Regions from separate parts of the Mus musculus genome. Here region 1 is linked to region 2. Evidence: chromatin loops called from intact Hi-C (ENCODE). Cell type or tissue: heart. All regions are shown on one strand. Each heading gives the region's core, and the rest is flanking DNA. Links, peaks and the distances in the headings are about the cores only.

Evidence for each region. Hi-C counts contacts between places; a loop is a spot of excess contacts. Peaks named below come from ENCODE experiments on the same cell type or tissue, not always from the same donor. Only the 100,000 strongest peaks of a DNase experiment are listed, where the experiment ranks them.
Region 1: it touches region 2 in a loop (2.0-fold over the local background); 1 of 42 quality-filtered maps calls a loop at or near these places.

What each region holds. Positions count from the first base shown.
Region 1 is chr17:25,056,288-25,072,604 of GRCm38, reverse strand. The region is part of intron 18 of Ift140 (intraflagellar transport 140); the gene reads right to left. Tmem204 (transmembrane protein 204) reads left to right here. Exons shown (of 3, transcript NM_001001183.1): 2 at 2,241-2,396; 3 at 14,132-14,903. The coding sequence ends at 14,376. Among named protein-coding and RNA genes, the nearest start is that of Tmem204, 17 kb to the left of the region's middle. In heart, for the core only: CTCF peaks have their summits at 8,093 (motif pointing left) and 8,390 (motif pointing left); DNase peaks (open chromatin) are centred at 8,074 and 8,624; H3K27ac peaks cover 1,145 bases.
Region 2 is chr17:25,115,622-25,130,576 of GRCm38, reverse strand. Telo2 (telomere maintenance 2) reads left to right here and starts at 14,610. Exons shown (of 21, transcript NM_001163661.1): 1 at 14,610-14,955. It overlaps Ptx4 (pentraxin 4), which reads right to left and starts at 9,817. Exons shown (of 3, transcript NM_026747.1): 1 at 9,586-9,817; 2 at 7,229-7,883; 3 at 5,309-6,003. The coding sequence starts at 9,726. The coding sequence ends at 5,351. In heart, for the core only: a CTCF peak has its summit at 13,138; no DNase peak of the experiment used is centred there; H3K4me3 peaks cover 221 bases; H3K27ac peaks cover 330 bases.

The DNA of each region.
Region 1 (16,317 bases), core at 7,296-9,795, 54 kb after region 2:
AGCTTTCCCCTCTGAATTCTAGTCTCCAGGTCTGTACATTCTCATAGGCCTCAGCTAGATAGTCAATGAATTGAGTCTTGATTCTGTAATGCAGGGAACCTGGGAGGGTGGGGTTTCAGGGATGGGTTAGAAGGGATAGCAGAGGGACAGTGAGGTGCCCACAAGCCTAGGGCAGAGGTACCTATCATGTGCTCAGACACATGAACCCACAAGAGATGAGAGGAAAGGCAGACAGACATCAAGCCAGAGAGCTTCGAGCTAATTTGTAAATTTATATTGCATTTCAACAAACATTTAGGTCAAGCCAAACAGAGCTGCCAATATTGGCAGTAATGGTTCAAAGTTACCTTCTAGCCATTTAAAAGCCTTCTGAGGGGAAGCAGCCTGCCCCTCCCTTGGGTTGCCTTTCTCAGTCTTTGTGAGAAGTGGAACAGAAGATCTTCAGGTCTCTGTAAGTGGGGCCTTACTTGCTGGCTCACACAAAAGAGGCTCCTTAACCTGTGCATGAGCCGGCCGGCCTCCATCCTAATCTGTGCATGAGCCGGCCGGCCTCCATCCTAACCTGTGCATGAGCCGGCCGGCCTCCATCCTAACCTGTGCATGAGCCGGCCGGCCTCCATCCCTTCCCTGCCCTCAGAGGAAGCCCAACAGTAACCCTGGAGTGCAGGTTCTTCGGGGATCTTGGAAGGTTGTGCTTGTGTGTGTGTGTGTTCAGTTCTTGTGTTTCTGATGATAACATTTGTGATAAGCCAATTCTAAAAAGCAATCTTTCAAATGTGGGAAGAGGAGTGCCTCCGGTCTTCCAGGTCTGCTTTGAGCTGAGCACTGACTTATTTGCAACACATCTGTGAATCAGAACTTCCTAATTCCTGCTAGACCACAAGACACGGCAACACGAGGCTGGGCTATGGCATGTTGTTCCTGCTGTGCCCACCCCCTGGTTTCTAGCAGTTTCCACTCACAGATTTGCTGTTGATCTGGGGCAACCTGGCCTATTAATGTCAGCATTCAGTGTACCACCATTTCACAGTACACAGTAGTACACAGCTTTGGTGTGACATTTCATTTGAGGGAGAAACAAAATTCTGGGCCAGAAGTGCTCTGTCTACAGTTCACCGACCACACTCTGACTTGTCCATCTTCTGAGAACAGGGTGTGGGCAGGGAGTAAAAGTCAGGCACAAGGTTGGACCACTACTGGCTGCTGCGAGAGCAAAGGACTAGGAGATAAGTGGATGGGAGCCTGGGTTCGGCAGACTCAGTCTGGCTCCTGCTCTGTCCACTGCTAGTAGAGAACCCAAGTGAAATCTCTTAATGCTAAAGAATTAAGTCTTTTGCTCATAGGAGGGAGAGGTAATAATGGAGAGTTTTAAGCTGGGTATGGTGCTCCAGGCCTTTAATCTCATCCAACAAACAAAAAACCCAAAACTAAATAAAACCACTGTTGAGTTCTTGGTGTCTGATCAGCTAACTGGGGAACAGCAGCTGAGAACCCCTGGGGTCCATTACTAAGCAAGAAACTCTCTGTTGACAGGACTTCCCCTTCTGGCTTCACTTAGAATGTAGTACCTGAATGAAAAAGGAACATTTGTCCCATCAAGACCCAAACCAGGGGATGGGCAGGTGGCTCAGTGAGTAGAGCATTTGCTGTGCAAGGTCAGAGTGCAGATCTATGGCACCTACAGTAAGCCTGGGTGTAGTGGAGGGAGCCTTTAACCCAGCACTGGAAGGCAGAGACTGGAGGACCCCAGGAGTCCCACGCTAGCCAGTCTAGCCAAAATGATGAGATGCAGAATTGCTGAAACCCTATCTCAAAGACTAAGGTGGAGAACAGTAGAGAAGATGTTTGATCTCTGGCTGCCATGTGTACACATGCAAGCAGGTCTAACAGCTCCCTACCCCAGTACCATGGTATACACATACATACACTACACACACACAAACTCAAATCACACAGCAGAATTGCAGCCTAGGGGCGATGTGACCTTGCACTTAAGCTCAGGGGTCCTGGAGTGGCTGGTGAGAAGACACGAGGATAGCATGAAGACTCCTGAGTGGGTAAGGTGCTCACACAAAGTTCTGTTCGGAGAAGAGTCTAGCTGTTTGTATTACTTTTTCAAAGGTCCAACAGAGGCCCATGATGGAAGTGGCTATCACTGAAATGAGAGTGGGCCAGCCTGACTTGGCTCTTCCCTATGGCTCACACACTGACCACCTGCCTTCCCTTCTTTTGGCCCACAGTACAGTTTGACATGATGCGTGCCTGCAACCTGGTGGCCACAGCTGCACTTGTTGTGGGTCAGATCACCTTCATCCTTGGGCTAACGGGCCTGCCCCTGATGTCACCAGAGTCCCAGTGCTGGGAGGAGGCAATGGCTGCTGCATTCCAGCTGGCAAGTAAGTACCCAGGGCGGGAAGAGTAGCCACACTGTGGTCCCATAGAGCCGGAAGACCTGCTGGGCCCTTGTGATACCATGGAGGGAGAGCACCCCAGGGCCGTGGGCAGCTTGAGGTGCGGTTCCAGGTTCTAGCATACTCAAGTAAGCTGCTCTGCTTTGCTGAGTCTACAGAATCTGTAGCACATTTACCCTTCTGTATGTCAGTGTGCTCCTGCTGTCAATGTGATGAAGCATCTGGGGAATAGCTGGTTTATGCTGGGCAGAGATGGGAGGCAGCCTTAGCCTAGTCCCAGCCTGCCCAGCTTACAGTCACAACACAAAGTAGGGCTCTGTTTAAGTGAGGCTTCCTGGGCCCCGACCTGGGCTCAGCATAAATCCTTGCTCATGACCAGTGAGAAGCTCATGTAAGCACGAAGCCTAACCATGAATGTGTGCATCACTCCCCTCCTGGCTGCCACACAGATGCAGACCATAACCTGACTGCATGACGCTGGGTTGTCAGAGAGCACAGCTGCTTCAGCCATCCACCCACCTAGTGATCTGGGGATACTGTGTGCAGGATTAGATATGATAGAAGCAGATTTGCTGTTTGTTATTTTTGTTTATTTGCTTTGAGACAGTATCTCATTATGGAGTCCTGGCTGGCCTGGAACTCATTACGTAAGCTAGGCTTGTCTTAAACCCAGAGATCTGTCTGTCCATGCCTCCTGAGTGCTGGGATTGAAGGCATGTGCCACCACGTCTGGCTGAAATTTTGCTGTTTTTAAAGGATGAGAGTGGTGTCACCACCAGCAATGATCCACAGAATCGTGGAAGGGTTAGACTGGCGTTAGAAGTCAAAGCAGGTGTGTGACCACGACCCACCACCTCTGGTGACTGGAGTCCCACTGCTCCATCCTGTGGGCTCAGAGCTGTTAGGATCATGAACAACTAGGAGAAGTTCAAGCTTCTTGCAGCTCACGGAGGATGTCAGCTGTGTGGTCTATAGACAGAAGAGCGGCACACAGGTGCACATGAGCAGAGTGTGGGGCATTCTTTATCCACCTTTCCTTTTTGGTCTAGAATGCCAGTCATTCCTGGGGCCAGCGTCTACTCCTGACAGGGGAAACAGCAGGAAGTCTGAAGGGAATCCTTCTAGGAATAACAGATCCTGGGCCTTTATCTTCCTTGAGAAACAGTTTCCAGAATGAGGCTGACTGGTATTTATGTGCTAGAGAATGCCTGGGGGGAGTCAGGAAGCCCTGCTACCCTGAATGCTAAGAATAGTGTGGCAGAATGGTCCTGCGAAAGTCACTTCCCTGGGACCAGCAGAGGCAGGAAGGGGTAGGGGTGGGGTTTGGGAAGGTTGTGAAGTCTTTGTGGAAGGACCCAGGGCTCAGTGGCACGGGAGCTGGAACTGTATCCTGGTTCTACCAATGTGAATGTGAGCCAATCACAGAGCCAGCTGCAGTTCAGTTTACCAGCTGCAGTTTACCAGCTGCAATACAAACCAGCTGCAGTTTACCAGCTGTAATACAAGCCAGCTACAGTTTACCAGCTGCAATATGAGATTGTCTCTGTGATACCCACTGGATATGAGACATGCAGATGTGACAGGGGAGGGGGGTTGTCAATCCTGCCCCCTTCCTGCCTTCACCACTAAGAGTATAACATGGGCATGTTTATAAAAGACTCACACTTTGCCCTCTATTGATCACACATAGAAAGTAAACAGTTCTTCCCACTGAAGGAGTGGCCTCTACCATCTGAATCCATCCTCAAGAAGGAAATGGAAGATTTTGAAAGCATCATAGGAAAAGATTTAAAAAGTTTTAAAAAGGCTTGGTGCTAGCAATGCACGCTTTTAATCCCAACATTCCGAGGACAGAGGTAGGCAGATCTCTGTAGGTTCAAGGCTAGCCTGGTCTATAGAATGAGTACCAGGCCTGCCAGAGTTACATGGTGAGACCCTGTCTAAACCACCTTCCTTCCAAAAAATAACAAATAAAAGACAGCTTAGTGCCAAAAAGGAAAAGAACCATAGTTCTTTTGTTGTTTATTTTTCTTCTCACTAGTTCCTGCCTGAACTATTTCTAGTGAAAGAATCAACCTGATTGCTGCCTTTCTTACACTGACAACCTAGAGACTCTTACTTGGAATCATTAGAACTTGTGTGTGTTATGTCCAAATACTCACTGATGAAAACTCAAAATAAGGAAAACTTCCATTAACTGAAATTGAGTTGTCCTTGGCAGTCTTGGAGAGAATTTATCAGGGGCCTCCTGAAGGGGTTCTGGGTTAATACACTTCTATTTTGAATATTTCAAGGCCAGCACAACCTCTGGAAAGGTTCGACCATCTCTGTCCAAAAACTTCCCAACAGCTGGAGGCCAGTGGAAAAAGCCAGGGCAGTGAGGGTAGTGGCCCGGGGCAGTTTGGAAGCTCCTCATGCCTCCCAGGCTGCTTTGTCCCTTTGGTATCTGACTATCACTCTGACGGGTCTGTTTTGCCCAAAAAGGAAATGCATTTGGCCTGTTTAGACTGTTTCATTGACAAACAGTACAGAGAGCAGCTATGTGCCTTTCTTCTATCACACTGCTAATTTTAGAGCTGGGTTTTTTCCTGTGCTTGGGTCTGTTTTAAAGCCAGGGAGAGACTGTGGGGCGCCAGGATGTCCTGTCACAGGACGAGGAAACGCCTGCTATTACCTGTTGTCAAGCTAACCCGAGTCCCAGTGCTGGGTCGAGGTGGGTGGGTAGCGGGAAAGAAGATGCTAATGAAGAGAGGAAAGTCTGTGGAATTGACAGAGGAGGCTGAGAACCCTAGAACCCAGTAGAAGGAACAAACTGAGGGGAGGCAGCAGGCTCCCCACCTGCCTGTGCTCTCAAGTGCTATTAGCCCGACATCTCTGGGCACCAGTACCATGTTCAGCACAATCCTGAGTAAGAACTGCAGCTCTGAGGGACCCTTGCGCAGCAACATCAGGGACAGCTGTGGTAAGCTGCTCCTCTCATGGGCTGTCAGCTGTCTTGTGTGGTTTTACCCTTATAGGTTCCACCAAGTACATGCAACAGCATTTCCAATATCTGCTAAAGACTTTCCAAGCCTAATTTTGCTTTACCTAGAAACTGGAAAGATTCCTTCGTGACCCTTATACTCCATGTGCTCTCAACATTGTTCACTCAAACTCCACTCCAAATTTCCCCTGGGAAAGCAGCTGTGTTTCTGACAGGGAGACAGGTCCTAAGACAGCGAAGTGCCCACCAAAGTCCTGGGGAGACAAGGGGGGAGGTGGCTCTGGCTGTGACTCTGTTACCACCAGGCAGTTCCACATGGGCTGTCTTGCTCTGTCTGCTTTCTTCTCTCCCCATTCTCCCTTTCTTGGCTCTCTGTGGTAATTGGCACAGCACAGGTTTAAGAAGGCCAGATGTTCCCACTAGCTCCTCCCCAAGAACCAGCAGTATGATGATTGGACCATGCAGATAGAGCGCACAGAACCCTTTGAGCCCTGTGCACTCGCGTCCCCGGAAGGAAGGTCCGGAATGAGAAGCTGGCCTGAGTATTTGGTTCTGATTGTTAGGTCTGAGTGCTGTCTTTGGCCTCCCCATAGAAGTCCATGCTACGGAAGGTGCTGTGCACAGCTCCTGCTCTGCTCTGTGTGCCCTTTCTACTTATTCTGTCTCTATTTCTCCTCTTCTCTTTGCCGCACCATTTTTTTAATGGTGCTAAATAATGAGCTGAAGTTTCCCACACATTAGCAAGCACCTTACCACTGAGCTGGATTCCCAGCAGCCCTTATTTCCTTTATTATGTAGCTCAGGTTGGCCTGCAACTCACCATGTAGCACAGGTACAGGAAAAGTAGCCCTGACTAGGTGAGGGTAAGCGCTCTATAAAGGCAATGAGCTTGTGTGGCCTCTGGCTCTTCGCTGGCACCAAGCAGCACCTGGAGCAGTGTAAGGAGCTAGGGTTGGTTCACAGCTCTGCTTAGGAGGTGCCTCAGCCCTACATGGATGTTGAGGACTTCCAAATTCTTCAGGTCCCAGTACATGCCTGGAATGCCCTGTTGCCTAAGGAGCCCGCTATGAGGGCATTGCACACCGGGTCAGGCTGGAAGGGCAACACGATGCCCTTCGATGTGCCTGTGTGTCACTACCAATCCATGCAAGGGCTTATGGCATCTTCCCTGTGGAATGCCAGGCTTAGGAAGTTCTACAGTTTTGTTCTGGGAGCCAGAGAGATGGGAGCTGGAGGTCTTGGAAGAGTGAATGTGTAGTCTTGAAGGCCATGTTCCTTATCTGCATTCTCCTTTAAGAACTCCTCTTCTCTCCCATTAGCATTATAGTTTATATAGCCCATTTCCAAATCTCTTTGGACAATGGCAGTATATAGCCAACAAGCAAACCAATCGAACAAACAGCAAACAAGAAGTCCCAAGCACAGCATATGGTGCCAATTTGTCTTCCTGATGCCCAGAGATGTCCTGGGAAAGGTGGGTTGTGTAAGCTATTCCATAATTAATTACTTTACTCAAAGCTACCTTCATGGTGGAATCTAAGCCTGTCTCTTCTCCAACATGTATGTATGTATGTATGTATGTATGTATGTATGTATGTATGTATGTATGCATGGTGACTTTTGCAGCTCAGACTTTGCAAAGCTCACTGACAAAGCATTACAAACCAAGTCATGCACTATTAGACAGTGGATGTTAGCACCACCAAGACGACTTTCAACACTGGGCTCTGAGTTGTTCCTTAGTTGTTCTTGGCTCAGCCAGTTCTGAACCTGGTCAAATATTGCCAGAGGCCAGGCATGGTGGCACATACCTTTAATCCCAGCATTTGGGAGGCAGAGGCAGGCAGAGGTTAAAGGTCAGCCTGGTCTACAGAGCAAGTTCTGAGTTAGTCAGGGCTACATAGGACTCCGTCTCAAAACAAACAAAGATGCAGCCAACCTTCCCCAACAATAATAACTCCCCTTGTCCCAGACTTCCAGAGCTTCTCCTGTGTCACGAATAATGGTTTCCTTCATCCTTTCCTAGTAACTGTAAGTACTTTTGATTAGGCTTTGCTCGGTCGGGGTGATTTCCTTTTCTGTCTTCTTTATCTGGTCCTCAAGCACCACCCTGCTTGGTCCTAGGTATACCTTATCTCTCCTCCCCTTCTTCCTTACCCAACTGAGCCATTTGGGAGCAATAGAAGAACGTGATCACCCGTTCCTCAATGCTACGGATCCTTCTACTAGAAAGAACCATTTGGATAAAAAATCAGGCTCATGTCCTGTACTGCCGAGTCTCCTTACACAAGGGATTGAACACTATGATGGAAGAGGTAGAAGTCTGGTTTGCTCGTCTTCCCTTATTACACATGCTGGCTACACATGCTGGACATGCCAAGGCTGGCAGTGTCTGCAACTGACCCTTTGTCAGGATGCATCTTAGAAGCCGGTCCTGTTCCCTCTAAGGCACCAGCACTTTGCTTGCTCAATTGCCGAGGAGCACCAGAGGTCAACCCCAGTGTCTTTCCTCTGATGCCACCTGTGTGTATGTTTGATAGTCATTCCAAAAGGGAAGACTCTGTGACAGAAGCTTAGGCCCCAGGAAGAAGGCAGGAAGGAAGAAAGAGAGGAAAGGGGCGCTCTCCACTGTGCTGGAATTCACACCGCCCTCCGCTGGGCTGGCCGGAGCAGAGGAAGAGGCTGTTTGCTTTGGCAACGGGACTTCATAGAGATGGAACTGATCCCGTGTGTGCAGAACAGAGCACTCGCTGAAGCACTCACTTCCCTTCTGGAGGTTTCTGGACAGGCTGATTACATCACTGAAAATTTGGGGGAGAGAAGTCTTCAGGGGAAAGGACACGGAGGAGAAAGGGAACCTAACTTAGGGGGGATGAAAGTAGGATTTCTAAGCCAACCTTGGCCCACACTGAGGGCCTTCATCCATCCTTTCCCAAGCACAGAGGCCCCACAAGTAGAAGCTGACCTTACTTCAGAATAATGTCTGTAGTACACGATGGATGTGGCGCCTTCTCGTGGCGCCTTCTCCCAGAGGCCAGGGTCACGTGGCGATGCAGTGAGTTCACGCAGCGTCACACCTCTGCTCTCCCACGGTTTATCTGCTTTTTATTAATGACACTGAATAACGGGGTGATTTCTTCCTATCATCTCTTAGCCTATACCGTCCTATCTGTTGGTTCACGGCAGGTCTTGGATGGCAGCCAACTGTGGAGCTAGAGGATGCTAAGAGCTATCTATGCCTGTTACAATGTATCAGGCCCCCTCTTTGTAGGACTCTGCCCCTGGGCTGGCCTTGGCTCACCTAGGTCCCTTGCTCAGATTTCCTGTAGGGCTCCATATTGGGAATGGGCAGACTATTCCATTTCCCCTTTCTATATGCGTTCTAACGTGGTCAAAGCTGACTGACAACTGAACTGAAACTTAAACTGATCAATACCCAGAACGAGTGATGTGTCAACCATTTGCTTTTGTTTTTTGAGAGAGGGTCTCTCTATGTAGCCCAGGCAGGCCTGGCACTCACCTTCCCATCTCTGCCTCCCTAGCTCTGGGATTGTAGGCGGATGCTACCACAGCAATATCTAGTATGAGACTTTAGTACATAGTTATGCTTTGCTTTTTTCACAGAAAACCACCTAGACTTTCCTTTCTACTTTTTTTTTTTAATATGAAAAAGCAAGTGAAGTGCAGCCTCTGACTTTCACTCCAGTGGGAAAGGGGAGACACATGGAACTCAGCCAGCCCAGCCCCAGGCAGGCCACATGCTGCTGGGTTTCCATGACTACCGATGAACCAGGTGAAGGGCCGTCCAGCTCACTTTTCCTTTGTAAAGTGTGTATCAGTCAGGCTCCATGTTTATGTATGTGTGTGTGAGTTGGTGTGTGTGCATGCCGTATGTACTTGTTAGTGTGGCTGTGTGTGCACATGCCTGTGTGGTGCCCTGAGGTCTATATTAGTTGTCTTTCCTCATCATGCACCTTTAGTTTTGAGACAGGATCTCTCAGTGAACCTGACGCTCCTCGATTCAGCTAGAGACTAGTGACTGCCCCTTGAGCTTCAGGATCCACCGGTCCCTCCCTACCACTCCCCACTGAGGTTGGGTACAGATATGCACCACCATGCTGAGCTTCATTCATTCATTCATTCATTCATTCATTCATTCATTCACTCATTCATTTGGTCTTTTGAGATTGGGTTTCTCTGTTTTAACTCTGGCTGTCCTGGAACTCACTCTGTAGCCAGGCTGGCCTCAAACTCAGAGAGATTTGCCTGCCTCTGCCTCCCAAGTGCTGGGATTAAAGCCGTGCACTACCACTGCCCAGTTTTGTTTTGTTTTGTTTTCTAAACATAGCTTTTGTGGGGGCATCTTAATTTATGTCTTCATACTTGTATTGCAGGGTTTTGGCCAACTGAGCCATCTACCCAGCCCATATCTACAGTTTTTACTTTCCAATTTATACTTTCAGAACATAGAGGGCTCTACAAGGTCTTTTATGCACATGTCAACTTACATCTCTTTAATTAACTCATCAACGGGATGAGTGCTCTTTCATCTTCTCTGTTGTTCCTGGAAGTAGATACGTCTTCTGAAACTTTAGTTTGTGTGCATAATAAATAATATAGCTAGTTATGGAAAGGTCTGGATCCCTTTGATGGAGCTGTAAAGTCGCCATCCTGGAACAAATCATTGGCCACCTATGAGCGCCAGTGCTAATCCCTCGCATGGTCCTTGGGAATCTTAGCTGGGGGTGGCTTCAGTCTTGTGAGACTAATTCTGATCAACTTTAAGATCAAAGTAGCTGGGCAACGGTGGCACATGACTTTAATTCAAGCACTCAAGAGGCAGAGGCAGGCAGATCTCTGAGTTTAAGGCTAGCCTGGCCTGCGAGCAAATGCCAGGTCAGCCAGGGCTACACAGAGAAAACAAAAACAACAAGACAAACACAAAGCCCTACAAGGTGCCAGCCGGCTCCTCCATGGCCTTTACTCAGCAGGGGCAGCGGGGTCACAGCGGAGCTCAGGCGGGCATGCCCTTTCCTTCTTTTCCACAGGCTCACACCAGCCTATTCGGTTTCCCATTTGCTGTGATTTGCCTCAAGTTACTTAGCACACAGTTCCTGACAGTCCTTGGTACTCTGGAGCATCCTTGGTATCCTTGGATTACGGCACTCCCAGACATGGGAGATAGAAACCAAAGGAGGACACCAGGCACCGTAAGATAGCCAAGGGACAGCCACACTGAACAACTAAATCTCTCCTAACCACGAAGCAGCAGGGGCGAGCGGAAGCCAGGAGTGGCAGGGAAAGAGGTGTCAGGACAGGCAGGGCTGCCAAGCTGAGGAGCAGAGGCATCAGGAAGCCATGAAGCATTTCATGCGTGGGGAAGGCCTAAGTTTTGCTCGGTGACTGAAGAGGCGGCATCTGATGACCAATGTCCTCGGCAGTGTCAGCCAGCACTTAGAACATGGAACTGTGGAGCAGGTCACTCCTGCAAATCTAGCAGCAGAAAGTGCTTGACCCTCAATCTGTTGACATGTTTCGTCGTCGTGACACATGCATACAGAGGAGTTAAAGCAGGCATGACTCCGACATGTGGGACAAACTGACCACAAAGACTGCTCCCTCAAGGTGACCCTTCTGTGCTGGTCCAGTAACATCAGACTATTTTGACAGTTTTAGAGCCTACATATTTTCTAGAGATACAGTCGGCTGAGTGTGAACTGTTTGGAGGGACTGCCTGTATGTGCTCTTGTATGTCCTCCGGGACCACCACATCTGAGACTCTCCTCCCTTCTCTTTGCTGAAATGCAGTCCATGCTGGGCTGTCCCCTGGGGGCCCCTCTCAGAGGAGGCTCATTTGAATCATGACTACACGCTCCTGAGAGTGCAACGGTGAGCCCAGGGCCACACCACACCTTAATGAGTAGAGCAGGTCTCTCGGCCCTGCACGCGCCAAAACTTGCTGTTTTCCCCCTTGCTAACTTCCCTAGTCACATGACTGCATATTATTAGTCTTGACCAGAAGGTTCAGAATTATTCTCTCTCTCTTTTTTTTTTTTTTTTGGTTTTTCGAGACAGGGTTTCTATGTGTAGCTGTCCTGGAACTCACTCTGTAGACCAGGCTGGCCTTGAACTCAGAAATCTGCCTGCCTCTGCCTCCCGAGTGCTGGGATTAAGTGGGCCACCACTGCCCGGCCCCAGGCTAATTCTTTTAAAAATATTTTAAAATTGTGTGCACTCACTCATTAAGAGTGAGTGCAGGTACTGAAGGGGCTGAGAAGAGTGTGCTGCACCCGTTAGGGCTAGAGTGACAGGCACATGTAAGCCACCCAACATGGGTGCTAAAAACCGAAATCAGGTCCCCTGCAAGAACAGTATGCACTCAGTATCATCCAGCCATCTCTCCAGCCCCATGGAAACTTCTTGTAAGGGGTTACCCTCAGTCTCTTCCTTCTTACACACTAGGGATGCATATTGGCATATTTCTTTCTGCTTGCTTTTGCTTCCTTAGGCTTCATATCCCTCCTTGTTTACTATTTATTGTTTCAGAAGACATAAGCTAGCAACCTCTGTGTACCCAGTCTGCCTCGATTCTAATCTTTTTTCTGTTTCCGAAACAAGCATAAAAAAAATTCCTTTGGCTAGCTGGGCGTGGTGACACACACCTTTAATCCCAGCACTTGGGAGGGAGAGGCAGGCGGATTTCTGAGTTCCAGATCAGCCAGGGCTACCTATAGAAACTCTGACTCAAAAAAAAAAAAAAAAAATCAAAATCAAAATCAAAAAGAAAACAACAACAAAAGACAAAATCAGAAAGTCTTTTGGTTGATAAACATGCCCAAAGATATGAGAATAAGAGAACACAAAGTATTTCTAAATCTGTTAACAAAATATCAGCTTTACTCTACTAATATGAATGCCTATGGAATGAAGCTGTTAAAGAGAAGCCTAACTCTCCTTCACTGGTAGAGAAGTTGCCTCTAGTAGCAGGTGGAATGCAAGTGTGTGCGCGCATGTGCGTCTGTGTATATTCTAGAACTTGCTCATTAGACCAGGCCTTGAACACAAGAGATTCACCTGCCTCTATCTGTATACTCTGAGTGTCTGGATTAAAGATGTGAGCCACCACAGCCATTTTGGAATGCAAATTTAAATAGTATTTTCATGTATGAAATTTTCATGCATGAAAAATCCACAAAGTACTATAGTGACCCCGAACGTGAGTTTTAATAGCTTAGGATAAGGTAGAGGAAAGCAAACTCCATCTGTTCTCTCCTCCTGGAAGGTCCAGTGAGGATGAGGTCAGGGCCCCCACGTTTTAGAGAAGTCAAAGCTGTTGTCTTTGTCTCTCTGTCCCCTACCTTGCCTGTCTCTTGATGCTGCTCTTTGCTCTGGACTACACAGGGCCATCCTGAGTTGGAAAGCGGCGGTGGTTTTCTGAGTGAGTGGAACATTCTAAATAGACATACAGATGTCAATATGCAGGGGTATAGAGGAACCTCAGCTCCGGTAGGGGACACGGATGAACCCGAGGCGGTGGTGTTTTGCATCTGAGAAAGACAAGTAGACAGTTGGAGGAGAATGTTGCTGGGGAAGAAGTGGCTGGTCTGTGTCTTCCTCCCTCTCTCATGGCTGTTTCTGCCCTGCCCTTTTCATCTTGATCCCACAGTTGAGCTAAGGCTTGGTGAGTCCCTGCAGCTCTCTCCCAGGGCCAGCTACTGAGCAGCAGCACAGCATAGCCTCTGCTCATCAGACCTGCAAGTCTCCCAGTGCTGCCTTCTCTACCAAGCAGCTGTCCTCACACCCTAGTTGATTGACAGACTCTGGGCAGAAAAACCAAGATTTTCCCATTACTTACAATAAGAAACTAACAAGATCAAGCCCTTGCCATTGCTTAAAAGAAAGGAACTGGTGAGAGCCAGACCCGGCGCAGAACTCAGGAGAATGAAACAGGATGACAACCCAGAGTTTGAGGGCAGCCTAGGCTACACAGCGAGAGCTAGTCATGGAAAGGAAGTGGACCAACAGTCACAAAGCAGTTGGATCAGCGGGTGGCTCCTGAGTCGCCTCTCCTGCCCTGCAGTGTCAGGTGAAGGAGAGGAGGGAAGGCCCAGGAGAATAGCAGCAGCACAGCAGGGTCGGGCAGTGAGAGGGAAATGCTCTTGAGAAGCGAAAGCAAACCAAACATTACCAAAACCAGACCTGAGCCAGGCCCCAAGCTGGCCCCGGTGGCTCCGAGTGTGGGCTCTAGGTTCCCTGATGGGAGAGGGAACCTCTGTTCCCTCTGGCAGCAGAATCATGGGTACGGAAACTCTCCAACAGGGATTTAAACCAGCGGACGACAGTCTGTTTCTAGATAAATTTAAGAAATATCTATTTTTTTTCTGCTTCAAATTAACAAGCATTTATAAAAATCAGAGGTAATTCAACTCGCTTTAAGATAATGATGGCTGGTTCTGGCTGGGGCTAGGAAGGCTGCCTCCCAGGTGTGGGGACTGAGTGTAGATGGCCAGACTGTTGCCCAGGGGTTGACAGGACAGGCCTAGTTCTCCTCCTGCAGCCACTCAGATGCAAAGCCTGGCTGTAACCTCAGGTGAAAAGGCTGCAAGAGATAAGCAGGATGACAAACTAGCTCTGCCCTATCCTAGGGGGACAGTAGAAGGACAGGGGTACAGACCTGACTCCTGAGGACTCCTGCTTGTACACACACACTTCTTAACCTCTCCTCTCCTTCCTGCAGGCTTCGTGCTGGTCATCGGACTGGTGACCTTCTACAGAATTGGCCCTTACACCAACTTATCTTGGTCTTGCTACCTGAACATTGGTGCCTGCCTTCTGGCCACCCTGGCGGCTGCAATGCTCATCTGGAACATTCTTCACCGGAGGGAGGACTGCATGGCACCCCGGGTGATCGTCATCAGCCGTTCTCTCACTGCACGGTTTCGCCGTGGCTTAGATAATGACTATGTGGAGTCTCCATGCTGAGAGCACCCTTATAGGGACTTTCTCTATGAATAACCACTATAACGCTGTAGTCTAGAAATCGGTAGACTGCTCCAGGCCCTGCTTGTGCAGAGGTGTGGGGTGAGTCCGGGCTACCTATATATACATATGTATGATACTCATGTACATTTATTACGTTACATATGAATATATTATATGTCTCTGTGTCATTGTGTCATCCTACTTCTGACACGATCTTCCTTGGCCAGGCAGAGCATGGCTTCACGTCATGTGAGTTTCAAAGGTGGAGACTAGAAGCCGAGACAGGGAATGAGGCAGTATGGGCACCTTGCTCTCCACCTCCATTTGGGGTTAATTTATTCTGCATCTACTAGGATGGTATCCCCAGTGACTTTTACGAAGCAGGACATCCAGGAATCTTTTCATGAAGGGTCTGACAACCAGACCTTACCAGGTGGTACCGGTTTCATGCCAGAGTCAGGTTAAGAGCGTACGTTTTACTCCTGATTGTTTGTCTAATTTAAAATAAACACGAGCCTCTGAACTGAGCTTCTCCATCGTGTCTCTACTCTGTTCTGAGGCTTTTGTGGGATGACCCTAAAAAGGGCTAAGAAGGCCATTAAGGGCCCCGAGGAGGCACATACCCTAAGTCATGGTTGGTGCAACCCTGAAGTCCACATTCCTGCACCCTGAAAACTGGCCTGTCACAGCAGAGCAACAGCTGAGACAAAAGGATGAAGCCCACTAGCTTTCCTCAGAAAAGCCTTCATCCGCTCTCCAGCCAGGGGCCGACAGGCCAACGGACACCTCCAGAGGTCTCGGTGCTTTTGGACAGGCTGGAGCCCGCAACCTGTGGCTCCCCAGGAGGTATAGAAAGTCTGTACCTGTGGGGTTAAAAATGGTCCTCAGAACCCAGGGCTGCCGGGCCACATCTGTGACGGAGCTCCTGGTGTACCCTTGCTAGGTGGGCCCTTGGGACACAGCACTGCTTGATCGTGACCACCAGGAGGCAGGAATCACTGCTGGCATATGCAGCAAGAGGAAGATGAAGGCCTGTGACATCCCCTCTCTGGCTCCCTCTCCTAGTAAATGCCAAACTTTGTTACTTTCAGCCTTCTAGTGACTCATGTTGACCAGCTTAAATTCTGAAGCCCGTCCTAGGCCAAGGTTTTGTCTTCAGACAGAATAAACAGTGAAACAGTTTGGTGCCTTAAACACACAGAGACACTGATAATGACATATGAGCGTTTACAGATTGGCCATATGCACGCAACATACTCAGCACACTTAGAAACTAGGAGGCTCATGTCCACGGTATAGCACACAGATTTAGCCACACCATCTTCCCACTCGTCTCTTCCTCTAAGACATTTTTATTTCTAGTTATACACTAATACTATGCATGTGCCTGAATACATTAGTATTGTGTATGCATCTATATGAAGTACATTAAAGGATTAAAAGTGGCCATGCAGGTGCTTCAGGTTGTGACCATGTCCACAGTAAAGGAAAGTGATGCAGGGAAGGGTGGCCTTATTGGTCACTTCCTGGCTACATGGTCTACATGGCCAGTGTGTGAAAAAATCCTCCCAACTATAACAAACAGTGGCAGTAAACGGCTCTGACTGTCCTGAGACTCACGATGTACACCAGGCTGAACTCAGACTCACAGAGATCCTCCTGCCTCTGCCTCCTGAGCGCTGGGATTAAAGGCCTGCATGACTTTGCCTGCCAACCTTTCCTTTCTCATAGTATAACTCTCCCATATTTTATTTTATTCTTTTAAATGAAAATCTGTCAAATACTTGTGCTAAGATTTTTCTGAATTGTCTCAGGAGGGGAGAAAGTACTTGCAGACGGCCTGTACTGATTTGTGTTTTAAGACACGGTCTTACTCTGCATCACAGACTGGCCTGGAACTCACTATGCAGTCCAGGCTGGATTCAAACTTACAGCAATCTT
Region 2 (14,955 bases), core at 11,755-14,254:
ACACATGTCAGCCAAATGCTCTATTGTTGAACCTTGTAAGTCTTTGTAAGAAGAGAAATGAACAGGGGTGGACAAGAAATGGACAGGGGTGGACAAATTGGTTATGGGAGGACCATTGGCTTCTTGTTAGTACTGATTCCTTGAAGGGCCAGGATTGTAACAATGTAATAGATGTGGTTAAAGAAGGAATCTAGGGGACTGGAGAGATGGCTCAGCAGTTAAGAGCACTGACTGTTCTTATGAAGGTCTTGAGTTCAAATCCTAGCAACCCTGCATGGTGGTTTACAACCATCTGTAATGACATCTGATGCCCTCTACTGGTATGTCTGAGGACAGCTACAGTGTACTTACATATACATAATAAATAAATCTTTTTTTTTTTTTTCAAAAAGAAAGAAAGAAGGAATCTAGTGGCCTTAGAAAGGGTGAGGTTCATACTTCAAAATACACAGGTGGCTTTTGATGACCCCACTGGGAGGCTGAGTCAGATGAACATATCTCCAAATCCAACCGACTTCCCATGACTGCCTGTCTAAGATTTCCGCTTGTCCTTAAGGTCCTCCCACACTGCCCCAAACACTAATGGACCACATCTAAGACCTTCTACTTGTCTGGAATGACAACTGTGCTGGAACATGTCTGCTGACGTCCCAAGCTCTGCAGTGACTGGTGTGATATCTTGGTTCCCTTAGACTGTGTTGAACATCTGAAAGCTGGGATTATAGAACCAATGCTCTGCCGAATCCTGGCTTTGAGCCTGTGTGTGTCTGGTTACTTCCAGCTGTTCTAGCCTGTCCACGAGGTTGAGAGCAAGACATTTGTAATCAAACCATTGGAGGTCCAGCTTTTCCTGCTTGCTGCTTGGGATCTTCTACAGATCAGCAATCCCAGGACCCTGCCGTCCCTCCAGCAATCACTAGATCACTAGATGGCTCTTTCCAGGAGAAGTATGTTGCTCCCCACTCTCCTTGAAGCCAGAATGAAATGAAGCAAACACTGCTTCCAGAATGTGTTAAGAGAAGCAGGAAGGGATGTTCGAGAAGGAGGGACGCTCAACTGGCTGTGCTTGAGACCAAGAGCTCAGGTTCTTAGGGAAGCAGAAGACAGCATGACTCAAGATCACAGCCATGAGGTGTCCACTGGGGTTTCCAGGTCTGACATTCTTCCTGATTGTGACTCACGAACAGGCGGCCTAGGAAGCTGATTTTAGCAGAAGGCCTAGGGCACACCAATAAATTGGAAAGATGCTGTTAAGAGACTCATTTAGAGCCTGGCATGGTGGCACACACCTTTAATCCCAGCACTTGGGAGGCAGAGGCAGGCGGATTTCTGAGTTCGAGGCCAGCCTGGTCTACAGAGTGAGTTCCAGGATAGCCAGGGCTACACAGAGAAACCCTGTCTTGAAGAAAAAAAAAAAGAAAAGAAAAGAGAGACTCACTTAGGGTAGCAGTGTAGTGGCACACACCTTTAAGCCCAGTGCTCAGGGGGCAGAGGCAGGTGGGTCTCTTGAGTTTGAGGCCAGCCTGGTCTATAGAGCGAGTCCCAGGCCAGCCATGGCTACACAGAAAAACTGTCTTGAAAAGTGAGAGAGGGGTGGGGCTGGGGATGTAGCAGTTAGGAAATGCTTGCCCAACATGCATATAGCCCTTATGGGAAACACCTGTAATCCCAGCACCAGGGAGTGGAGGAAGGAGGGTCAGGACTTTAGGGTCATCATCAGCTACACAGAGAACTCAAGCTTAGCCTGGGCTACAAAGATCCAATCAAAAAAAAAAAAGACTAATTTAGAGTGAGGTTCCCATGGCAGTGTATCTGGGTAGGGTTTTGCATAGCTGTCTGCCTCCCACTTGATGAAAGGATAGCCGAATGGAGACCCAGCCTCTATAAAACTGAAGCCTCCAGACTCAGGGTGTAGAAGGCTTTGGGGCTCCATGGTTTTATTAGCAATAGAAATGGGTCACCTCCAGTCTACTTTCTCATTTTAGATTTTTTTTTAAATGTATGTGAGTGTTTTGTCTACATGTATGTGTGTGCCTCGTACCTGTGGAGTCCAGAAAGGGCATCAAATCTTCTGAAATTGGAGTTACAGGTGGTTCTAAGTTTTCATGTTAGTGTTGGGAACCAAACCTGGGTTCTCTAGAAGAGCAGCCAATGCTCTTGACCTCCGGGCCATCTGTCCAGTGCCACTTTCTTGCTTTTGAAATGGAAAGGGATATGGTGGCAGGTGTCTATAATCCCAGCATTTGGAGAATTGAGTTGGGAGGGTAGCAAGTTGGACAGCAACCCATACTATAGAGTCATAACTCTTCCACAAACAGAGAAACAGGTGCTAGCTTCCATAGGGAGGGGGGCAGGGAAGAGGCACACGGTGAAAACTATCAGTCACTCACAGTGTTACTGTGGGGACAGACACTGAGGTCAAACAGAAAAACTAAGTGTGGAAATGGCCAAGCTGGAACACTGAGAAAGTGAATCAGAGTGCTATGATTAGGCGCGAGATAGCCAAACTGATGCCGAACATGGTGACATACACCTTTAATACCAGCACTCAGGAAGTAGAGGCAGGTGAATGTCTGAGTTCGAGACCAACCTGGTCTACAGATCGAGTTCTAGGACAGCCAGGGGTACATAGTGAAACCCTTTCTAAAAAAATTAATGAAAAGAAAACAGAAAAGATAAGCAAGCTCCCGAGATAAGGGAAAGGCCAGGGCTCTGCGTCCTCGAGCACAGGCTGGCTTCCCCACCCACGAGTCCTTGAGGAATCCTTCCTCTTGTAGACTCTTGTCTCTGATATAACTAATTACACCAGGGAGCCCCTAACAAAGCCTCCACATACAACAGGAAAGAAACCCCAAGGCACGCATTAGATAAAAAAAATTAACGAAGATTAATTAAGAGCTGTAACTAGCCGGGTGGTAGTGGCACATGCCTTTAGTCCCAGCACTTGGGAGGCAGAGCCAGGCAGGTTTCTGAGTTTGAGGCCAGCCTGGTCTACAGAGTGAGTTCCAGGGCAACCAGCGCTAGACAGAGAAACCCTGTCTTGAAAAACAAACAAACAAACAAACAAACACCAAGAGTTGTAACTATTTCTTGAGAACTAAGAGAGCTTCGTATCATTACAGCACTTGGACACCTGCAAGGTCAGATAGCAAAGCTGGTCCAGTAAGTGACAGCAAGGTCAGATAGCAAGCTGGCCAAGTGAGTGACAGCTAGCAGACAGAGAACACTAACAGTGAAGAAAGCAGCAGCTAGAAACGGACAAAGGGAGGGAATGTCAACACTCCTAACCTGATAGCAGCGCACACCCTTCGTGATCGTCCCTGGGTCAGGGACTGACCGAAGCATGCCAGCCTGCTCAGTAGCTCAGCTGTTAGCAGCTGCAGAACTGCTGACTCATCAGTTTAGCTCAGCCTTGGCTCTGTTTCAGCCATCGCCCTATACAGCTCAACAGACAAAGGGATTCGATGGCTTTGTCTTCTTTTCAGAGCTCCTCCCATTCTAGTTTCTCGCTTTCTCTTTTTCTTACTCTCTTTCTTTCTTTTTAAAAATTTTTTTAGACAAGGTCTCTCTAAGTAGCCTTGGTTATCCTGAAATTCACTACGTAGACCAGGCTGAGCTCAAAGATCCACCTGCCTTTGACTCTCTAGTTTGATCCCCCAAATCCACATTAAAAAAGAAAAAAAAAGAAAAGGAAAAAAACCCAAAACAAAAAAACAAAACAAAACAAAACAAAACAAAAAAACCAGGTGAGCTGGGCAGTGGTGGTATGAACGCCTTTCATCCCAGCACTTGGGAGGCAGAGACAGGAGGATCTCTGAGTTCAAGGCCAGTCTGGTCTACAGAGTGAGTTCCAGCATAGCCAGGGCTACACAGAAAAACCCTGTCTCCAAAACCAAAAGAACTTTTAAAAAGATAACCAAATAAAACTAGACTGTGATGGTTGCACAACTCAGTACTTTTATTAAGATCTATAAAAAATTTTAAAAGGGCACATATTCTAATATGAAAATAATGTCTGGTAAATTCAACTGTAAAGCCTTACTTGTGTGTCTTTAATGGTAGCTCTGGCAGCCTCAATGGCTCTCAGAGACAACAGAACAAGAATGGCGAGTTGACCTCCAGGGAATACCTAAGGCTCCTGGAGAGGGGGTGAGAGGACAGACTGTTAAACCTTTTTCATGAGAGGGATGTTGGAACATCCATGCTTACAGAAACCTTCAGTGAATCTTTGGAGAGGAGACAGCTATGGTAAAAGTACTTCTTGTAATTTCAAGGGGGCCCCTGGGAACTGGCCTCTCATCTGTTTGACAGTGTTTCATTGGCAACCAAGGAGCTTTAGAAGGAAGCCCAACCAAGTTCCTGTCCACCAACTCAGCTGGGGTCAAAGAATAGCATACTACACACGAGTAGTATGAGAACAGTGCAGCCTATAACAATATCACTGTGGGCCGGGCGGTGGTGGTGCACACCTTTGATCCCAGCACTTGGGAGGCAGAGGCAGGTGAATTTCTGAGTTCGAGGCCAGCCTGGTCTACAAAGTGAGTTCAAGGACAGCCAGGGCTGCACAGAGAAACCTTGTCTTGAAAAACAAAACAAAACAAAACAAAACAAAAACAAAAAGAAAAAAGAAAGAAGAAAGAAAAGAAAGGGGTGTGAGAGTGGTGACTCACATCTGGACTCTCCACACCCTGGAGGCAAATTGCTATGGGTTTGAGGCCAGCTTGGGATACAGAGTAAGTTCTTGGTTAATAAGGACTACAGTATGAAAGTCTGAATCCAAAAACAACAATCAAACAAAACCACAAACAACAAAATTCCACAGCAATGGGAAGTTATGCTCTTCGACCCCCTCTCTTTCCCCATTGCACATTTTCTGTCTAATCTGAGTCTCCATGCAGGAGGCTCCTACATCAGAGTGCAGGCGCACATAGTCCAGCAGTGACAGCAGTGACAGCAGTGACAGCAGTGACAGCAGTGACAGCAGTGACAGCAGTGACAGCAGGGGAGTGTTTGGAATGTGTTGATAAGGATTCTTCTTCTTCTCCTTCTCCTTCTCCTTCTCCTTCTCCTTCTCCTTCTCCTTCTCCTTCTCCTTCTCCTTCTCCTTCTCCTTCTCCTTCTTCTTCTTCTTCTTCTTCTTCTTTTTGGCTTTTCAAGACAGGGTTTCTCTGTGTAGCCCTGGCTGTCCTGGAACTCACTCTGTAGACCAGGCTGGCCTTGAACTCAGAAATCCGCCTGCCTCCCAAGTGCTAGGATTAAAGGCGTGCACTACCACGCCCAGCTCTTTTTTTTTTTTTTTTTTTTTTTTGGTGAGGCTTGTTCTTGATGGCCTTGACTGTGTGTGACACAGTCACGGTGTGGCATATGGACACTGCTCCAGGCAGGTACATTTGGCTCTCTGCACAAATCCACCCACAGAAGTGACATTGGTCAGCGTCAGAATAGCGCCTGTTGGGAGCTCTTTTCCAGAGGCCAAGTTTGCAACTTCTCTAGGGAGCAGTGCCCGGTCCCAGATGGCCAAGCCAGATATGCTCCCTACGAAGGCCTCAGAGCTGTCAAACTCGCCCCCCACAGTGTCTTGTTCCTGGCCCAGCACAAGCGACCCTCCGGGAGGGATCTCATAGCCCTCTCTGAAGCGGGAGCCGGTGGCTACTAACCTTCGGTCTATGTGGAGCCAGTACTTGCCCTCCACGGATGTCCAGATGATACAAATGTGGTGCCACTGGCCATCCAGGAGTGGTTTCAGGGACAGTTCCCTGAAGTCTGGGTCCCCAATCACAAAGTGGATGGAACCAGGGACCAGGGAGTTTCGGCCATGCAGTACTAACTTGTTGTCATTGTCTTTGGTGGCATAGGAAAGGAGGGTGCCCAGGTGGCTGGTGGCCATTCGGACCCAACTGCAGAAGGACAGGGCTCGTAGGGGCATGAGGAAGCCAGGGCTAAGGAAGATCACATTTTCGGTGGAGGTGTTGGGGAAAATCAGCACTGGGTCCGTGTTGCAAACTGGAAACAGAGGGAAGAGAGTCAGCTCTGAGCATGAGGCAGATCAGAAGCATCCTGCTGCAGGCCTGCCCTTTGCTCTCATCTACAGCGTGACCCCAAGGTCTCCGGAGAGTGCTTGCAGCACCCTTTCTGCACTCAAGATTTGAACCCTTCTTCTGCACAGGTGAGAACTGAGAATAACTTCTCAGGGAGTCGATGAATCCTCTGTGTCTATCTGTCTGTCTCTGAAGCACCTCGAGACCAGGGAAGCCTTTGTGTATGCTCTCTGTGGCTGCTATGACTTTGCTATGGGTTTATTGATGTAAACCAGCTTTCTTTTGGAGGGCATAAACCTGAACCTGCTCTCCCAGGGTTCAAGACCCAGTGTTCCGTGGTCAGTTTCCTCCAGCGCCTCCTTGTGTTTGGAAGTGGTAGTCCTGAAGGCCTTGGCTCCCGTCTACCCCCTGGTTCCACAGTCCACCCTCTTATTTTCTGCCTCTGTCCTCGGGTGTCATCCAGCTCTGGCTCTCCTGCCTTCCTCTCTAGCCTCCGATGACTATTATCAGCCAGATAATCTAGGGTTATTCTATAGGAAATAAATCGTTTTCAGTCTGAGGTTCCTTTAGTACTTATCAGTGAATCTCACTCAAGTAAATAGGCAGCACTCGGCCCCTCTCTTCCCTATGCCACAGCTGGTACCTGGTACCTCCCTGAGCACTTTTTAGTTTATTTTACACTGAAATATCAACTCTGTGACCGAGCCCAGGCTCAGGAAAGAGCATGCATCCCAAGCCCCGGGAGGATTTGGGGTGGGGACTATGCTAGATAAGACGAAAGTGAGGAACTCAGCCAAGGGGAATTCAGGAGGCAGGGAAGTGTGGTTGGGAGTGTGAAAGTCACTGTTTTGTGCCAAACAATGCACCGATCAGTTCTGCCCTTGTTCTAGGCCGGTGTTGGACTCCTGCACAAACGCAAACTCAACTATCTCTCTTTGGCTTCCCAAGTCACAGTAGTGTTAATAGGAAGCAAGACTCATCCTGAGGCTCCTGGTTCAGTCACTTCAATAGAGGCCCTTCTGCTATGCAGCCTGACCTGCTGGAGGCCATTCTCTCTTATGGTGTTAGGTATGTGGCCCTTGGGGGAAAGAGATTTTGGGGTGACAGGTGTCAGGAATGACATTATAACCTCAGACACTGCTAGGGAAACCTGGAACTTGATAGGGAGGTGACAGGTTTGTGTCACTTACTGTTTCCTGGTCCTTGGTAGGTCCTTGGTGGGGCTGCTTGATGACTGCTTGGGGTTTGGAACTTCTGCATCTCCTGAACGTGGACAGTGACGTCATGAGGGGAACTCCTGTGTTGGGGTGAAGACTTGGCTACCTGGCGGTCCCTCCACAGTTGCAAGGATCCTGGGCCTCGCTGAGCAAGCTGGGTGGGGTTGGGGGCTGTGGTCAACCCCAGGGCCACAGTACCAGAGGAGGCCCTCTGTGTCTGTCCCTCCAGAGCAGCAAGCCTGGCACCCTGGCTGTGGACTTGCTGTGTAAGGCTGGCCAGTGCATCCTGTAGTGCCTGAACGCTTAGGGCCAGGCTTGCAATAGCCTCCCTCTGTGCCTTTTGCTCCCCTTCCTTCTCTACCCACTGCCTGCTCTTTGTGCTCAGGGAGAGGTCCAAGGCTTGAAGTCGGGCATCTACCTTCTGGCTCCTTCGCTGGCTCTTCCTATACCAGGTCTTTAAATGGGCCACATCTCCTTGTATGGCAGCTTGAGACTGATTCATCGCTAGAGCTACGGCTTGGCTCTGTTCCACCAGGCTCTGGAAGCGAACATCCATATTGTGGTAAACATTGTAGTTGTTGGCAATGTTCTGAAGGTGTGTTAAGGTCACCTGTTGGAATCTCTGAAACTGTAAAGAGAACACAGCTCTTATGGGGTTAGGCTGAGGCTACCCTAAGAATACTTCAGAAGTATCTATTCTATCTACATCCAAGTCTATGGATGGTTCTGTTTATAAATTGAACAATTTGATCCTTGTCACCATGCTAGGACATGTGTGGAGATTATCATGACTAGTCCCAAAGGGCCAGGTACAAAGCAGGTAACTGTCCTCAGGCCCCATAGCTGCACAGTGTAAAATGTGGGCTCCAGACCCATGACCCTAGTGATGATCCTCTCTGGTCCCAACACTCTGGAAGACATCTTGCTACTGTGATCCTCGGGGCTACCTTTGTGTTCAGAGGGGACTGCAGGACAGGCTGTATGAGTGCACTGAAAAATATTTTAGATTGAGCTGGGTGGTGGTAGAGACAGGGGAGGAGGGTCTCTGTGACTTCGAGGGCAGCCCGATCTACAGAGCAAGTTCCAAGGTATCCATGGCGACACAGGAAAACCATGTCTCATAAAAAAAAGTTTTTTAGATGTATTTAATTTTATATGTATGAGTGTTTTGCCTGCATGAACGTATGTGCACCATGTGTGTACCGTGTCTTTGGAGGTGCTTGAACTAGGGTTATGAATAGGTTGTGAGCCATCACGTGGGTGCTGAGAATGGACCTGGATCCTCTCCAAGTACCTAGTGCTCCTGGTTGCTGAACTATTTCTCCAGCTCAGAGCGCGTGTATGTATGTATGCATTTATTTATACTTATTTATGGTTTTCCAGCTCTGGGGACTGTATCTAGGATCTTGTACATTCTAGGCAAGGAAGCCCCGTGCTGCTGAGCTACAGCTGTTGCCTTTTCAGTCTTTGTTGTTGCTGTTTGGGTTTAAGTTCTATTTCATTCTATGTGTGTGGATGCTTTGCCTGCTTGTGTATCTGTGTGTCATGTGCATGCAGTACTCAGAGGAGTGAGAGCTGGCATTACACATGATTGTGAGCTGCCAAAGGCGTGCTGAGAATTGAACCTGGGTCTTCTGCAAGAGCAGCAAGAACTCTTAACCACTGAGCCATCTCTCTGGCCCTGTTGTTGTTGCTGTTGTTGTTTTGTTTGTTTGTTTGTTTGCTTGTTTTGAGACAGAGTTTCAGTCAGTAGCACAGGGTGGCTTGGAACTCACCATGTCCTCATTCAGGCTAGCCTCAAACTCATAGCAATACTCTTACTTGAGCCTAAGTGCTGGAATTACTGGTACACTCCACCATGTCTGGCTGTACCAGGATCAGTACAGGACGTGCTTGGGGTGGGCAACTGTCTACAGACCCCTGCGGAATCCTTGGGACAGAGCATATGTTCTGCTTTGAAATAGACCAGTGCCCTCACAGCTCCCACAACTATGAATACTGTCCTGCACAGTCGCTACCCAGGCTGTGTTCTTTGGGTCTTCTAGACACCTCTTCAGGTCTCCTGCATCTTCACACACACACACACACACACACACACACACACACACACACACGCACACACACACTGTCTAGTTGGACTTCAGAGCAGAGCCTAGCAAACGCTTGCCTAGTTTCTAAAAACAGGTGAGAATATCGTTGGCTTCCAACAAGGAGAGCAAACCAAGTGCTCTCTGTGTACCTGGATCACAGAGAGCATCGGACTCCATGACATCCATTCTTTACCTGCTCCTGGTATTATAAAACCAATTCCCCAAGTGTAGTACACCTACCTGCTCTTCTAGTCGACGGAGCCTCTCAAAAAATGGCTTTCTTTGCCTGGCTGGGTGAGCTTCCTGTGACGGAGTCCTGTGTACATTCAGGGACACAAAAATGAGGAGAAAAAGCAGGGTCTTCTTCTTCAAGCACCTCATGCTGGGACACACAGAGGCAGAAGCTGATGTTCGTCCCTTGGTCCCTTGAGTCTGTCTCGTATCCCTGCTCCTTGAAGCCCACCATGTGACTGGGTTTCTTCTTTCTGTCCTGGCTGAGTGTCAGGTTCTTCCTGCCACCTTAATGAAAGGCATCTGCCTTCAATCCAGTGGGCTTTGGGAACCCGAGGTTCCCAGGGAAACGAGCTTCAAACAGGCACAAACAGCTTCTTTGGGAAATTGTTCTAGTGGATGTGCTCAGGGCTTTGCTTGGCTCAGAGGCAGACAGGAGCTGATAATGGCTCTAACAGCAGCACCTAGACTGGAGTTCCCACCAAGAAGTCAGAGCAGGACAGGGGTTGAGCATGGTCAGGAAGTTGTCCAAGCCAGCTGTGCACTGGTGCCCAGGATTCCAGCCACATGCAGCCATGTCTTATGAGTCCTGTCTCACTGCCTTGGAGAAGGAATCCCTCTTAGAAATGAGACTGAATTTCACTTTATCTTATTCTAGAATGGGATAACTTAAATTAAAATTAGCTATGTTTTTCTTCCCTGGAAAAGGATCTTGCTGTGTTGCTCATGCTGGTCTTGGACTCCTGGGTTAAATGATCTATCTCAGTCCTCAGCTAGGACTATAGGTGTTTGCTCTCTCTCTCTCTCTCTCTCTCTCTCTCTCTCTCTCTCTCTCTCTCTCTCTCTTTCTCTCTCTCTCAGTCCCACAAATTGCACATGTTTTGAGTTAATATGATATTTTGATAAATGTATTATGTAATGTTGAAATCAAGCTAGACATACCTGACTTTCCCTGCCTGGCTTTTGGTTACAGGCTGTGCAGGGGGATGAATGAGGGTCCCTGAGGAAATTGATCCAAGTTCTGCTCCAGGACCTGTGAATATAGCCTTATGGGGAAAAACGTCCAGGCAACATCTTAAGATAAAGTAACCCTGGAGTACCCAGATAGCCCTGCACTCAACAGCAAGCATCCTGATAGGGGCAGAGAGGACACCAAGGAAGAGGCCCAATGAAGTCGGTGGCCGAGATGGGAACAATGCTGCTGGGGCGGGCCACACCTGGAGCCTCTGGAAACCAGAAGAAACTTCTGCAGTAGCATGCTGCTTTGGGTTCAGACTCTGACCCCCAGAGCTGTGAGAAAATAATGTTCTGTTGTTTGAAGAAGCCTAGTTTGTAGTAATAAGAACAACTCAGGAAAGTGTCACCAACAAAAGCATTAGCATTTCCAAGATGACAGGAGCCATAGTGTCTTCCCAGAGGACAGGCCACTGAGAGTGTCATCCCAGAGGCTGGCTGCTGCCATTAAAGCTCCTTTGGTCAAACATCAGAACATCACAGACAGAGGAAAAAAGCCACAAAAGTATCCAGGGAGAAAAACTGTTGGTTCAGGAGACTGGGACAATTCCAAGGGGACAGCTGACTTTATCATTTATGCTGATCCGGAATTTGATCCATGGCACCACAAAAATAACTAAAAAAACAATGGCAAAAAGATAAAATAGTGCATCTATTTCATGTGAATAACTCAAGAGCAAAGAGTATAGGCCTTTGTAGGTACTGAGACTCCAGAAACGTATCCCCAACCCTACCTTCACTGGGAAGTCCTGGAGGGTGAACTTCAGGAAAATGGACGGGTCAAGAGGTAATGGAGTTGCAGTTTAGGGATGGAGATTCAGGAATGTCTCATGCTGGGGCTCCCACACCCCACTCTCAAGTCTTGGTTACATCAGGAGATACCCCCTTCACTTCTACAGCGCCCCACATGTGTTCTGACAACTCTATTTGAGTGGTTTCTTACTGTCTGTTCTCTGGACTGAACCCAGTGTTGACCTTTATTATTTATTTATTTATTCTGTGTGTGTTTTACTCACAGGCTCATGTGTAGACACCACACATTTAAGTCGCATGCCTTACTCAGGTCTCCACCTCCTCATTTTATTTTGAAACAGCACCTCACTAGTTCTCGGGTTCACTGGCTACCTGGCAGGCTCTTCTCCACACACTATTCTCTTACACCCCTGTTCTGATTCTGGGGTCACAGATTGTTGTGCAGGACTATCCTCCAAGACATCTGTCACCATCAACTTGGAAATGACCATCATGCCCGGGACTTGGTGATACCTCATAGAGGAAGGACAGAGAGGGCCAGGGGATACTCACTTGAGTATCCAGCCTCCTCCCAATCAGTTATATGCAAGTCTGCCCTAGTTCATTGTAGCCATGGGGGACTCAGAGAAGGGACAGAGTATAGAGATATGAAAAAATTAGGGAAGGGTTCTATCTACACAGTCATGGGGGTCTGTTGGGGGGCAGACCTTCCAGTGTGACTGCTTTAAGGTCACCTCTGCTACTGCCTATACCCCCTCACCCATTGCTCTGTCAGTAAGCCTAATAAACTCACTGATTCCTCAGAGTCAACTTTGGTGGAAATGTACTTCAGCTTATTTATCATCAGTACTGTAAAAGGAGGGGGGTAGACTTTGTTTACATCTCCTTGGCAACACAGATGCATGCCTCTTCACTTGGCTTTGATATTGGGTTCTGGGGATTTGAACTCAGATCTTCATGTTTGTACATCAAACACTTTGCCTAGTAAACCTTCTCCCCAGCTCCCAGGTCTAGTCTTTTTGAAGAACAATTACCATTACATTCATTTCTTGTTTGTGTGTGGTTGTGGGAGCAATGAGTGTGTGTGCTTGTGAAGGGCAGAGGACAACTTTGAGGAGTTGGTTCTCTTTTTCCACCAAGTGAGCCCTGAAGACTGAACTTAGGGGATCAAGCTTGCCAGCGGAGCACCTTTACTTTAAAAAAAAACTTGTTTATTAATAAATAATGTAATATATGTAAGTACACTGTAGCTGTCTTCAGACACCCCAGAAGACGGCACCAGATCTCATTACAGATGGCTGTGAGCCACCATGTGGTTGCTGGGATTTGAACTCAGGACCTTTGGAAGAACAGTCAGTGCTCTTAACCGCTGAGCCATCTCACCAGCCCTGTACCTTTACTTTTAAGTGAAGACTGGATCCTCCTAACACCCCTTTGTTCTAAAACAAATAAGGACACCCATCTCCGCCTGAACACTGGCCAGGGGCTAAGCACTGTTAACATTTATTATTGTAAGCACTCTGGTATTCATTTCCAGAAAAATAAGCAAAAATATTGGGTGCTGAGGTGACACGAGCTCTTAACTAGCAACTGCTAGGTTTTCCATTCTGGATGGCTTTAGCAAAAGAATTGCCAGTCAACAACTCCTGGCCTGCCCTAATGCCAGCTCTGACTATCCAGGAAACTCTGAGGGCCTTGAGAAAACTACAAGGTTGCAAATTGCTTCAGGTCTGGAAGATACAGCCCCAAGGCTTTTTGCAACCATTTCGACCAGGTTGAGAAGAACACGTCCTCTGGTGGCCTAGCTGAGGAACTACAGAGGCTGGTGCAAAGACTGTTAGCAGAGGAAGTGCCCCTTTTCAGGATTTGAAGGCAGCCGCTTTGACTCCCTCTGGGAGAGACTTTCCTCATCTCCTCCCTTTTGTTGCAGCTTTAGGTACAGTAAAAGGCTCCTCTCCAGGGTTTGCTTGCCTACTCTCAGTAATGTGGGCTAAGCTGTTATCATGAAAAAAAAAGAGGTGGCAGAGACAGCTGAGCAATTGGCAGGCCAAGCTACAAAAGGGACAGGACAGTCAGTTTTGTCATAGCTGAGGAAGCAGTAGCCAAGGCATCAGGGGAGTGCAGAAACTGAGACTGAATGAGGATAATTGACTAAACCAGAGAAGAGATGGCATAGCCTTGGATGCCAGATGAGTTCCAGAGAGCCAAGAGGTCTCAACCCTAGGCCAAGAATTTTAACACTGGCTGTCATTAAGAGCGAAGGTCTACACAAAAATTGTAAAGCTGTAGGGCTGAAGAGTCCCTACAATCACCAAATCTGCTTAGTGGAAGCTGCACCAGCCACAGGAAAGAGCCAAGGATTCCTGACCTACGTAAGAGCTAGAATACTTTTAGGGCTAAGGGTCCCAATGCCTCCAGTCCCCTAATACTAGGGGAGTCATCTGCCATCTCTCACTGAGGCCAAACATGGAGAAAAAAAAAAAAAAAAGAAAGCTACCATTTGAAGACCTTCTCTTTGACTAACCCCAGTTTTTATTTGTGTAGAGATCCTGGCTGGCTGATCGGTAACACTTCCATGGATGCTGGGAACTGAACTTGGGACCTTGGCAAGAGCCACACGTAATTTAACCTCTAAGATAATCGCTCTGGCCCCTGGTATGCTCTGCTAACTGCTAAGCCTTGAGTGGGCTCATTTCCTGCTCAGGAAGGGTAATTTTGCTTGATGATGTTGAATGAATACAGCTTGCTCAGATTTCCACCCACACCCAGTTCCGCTGAAATGTTGCTCCCTCAATGTATCTTCCAGATCAGGATGGTCAAGAAAAGTTCTGCCATGATGGAATGTTTCACACTGCTAAGTTCAGACGACAGTCAGGATCCCTGGGTGTTTACTCAGCTAGTGGTGTTTCATTTAGGGCAGTTTAGACGCAGTTTGCGTGTTCGCAGTAAACGTGCACCCTTGTGTACCACCAAATACATCAGCGCATCCGCATTACAACTTGGCCATATCCGCTGTTCCTGGCTTCCTTATTCTGTTTCCCTCAGGGCGCCTAGAGAGTTGATTAGTGCTCTAGAGTGGAAAGTCATCCGACCCAAGGCAGCATAGTGGGGTAATGTGCTGGGGAAAGTCTCTCCAGAATTAAGGAAAACAGAGACAGCAGTCACCAGGGGACCAATAGAGCGGACACGCCTACCGGAGTCCTGCCCTCAGGCCTTGCCCACCGTAGGCTCTTAGGCCACGCCTCTTCCTCCTCTTGCGCAGGCGCAGATGCTGCGGTCATCAGCGCGTTGGCGCGCCGCTGATTCGTCCCTAGCCACGCGTTTGTATCAGCCCCAGAAATTCTAAATATCCGTGCAGGTTTCACGTGAGCTCTGCGACTCGAATTCACAGCTGCCCTCAGCTGACACTGAATCTGGCGCGTGGTCCTGGTGCCGTGGCGAATCAGCGGCGCGCAAGAGGGAGCATGTGGCCTCGGCTCTGAAGCATGCTGGCCAGAGGAACCCTGTAGGAGTGGTTGGTCCAGTCGGGGCTGCAGTGTCCTGCCTTGCAGCATGGCCAGTTCCCATACGAGCCGAAGGCCTCGTGTTTAGGGGGCTGGGTGCTAACCTGGA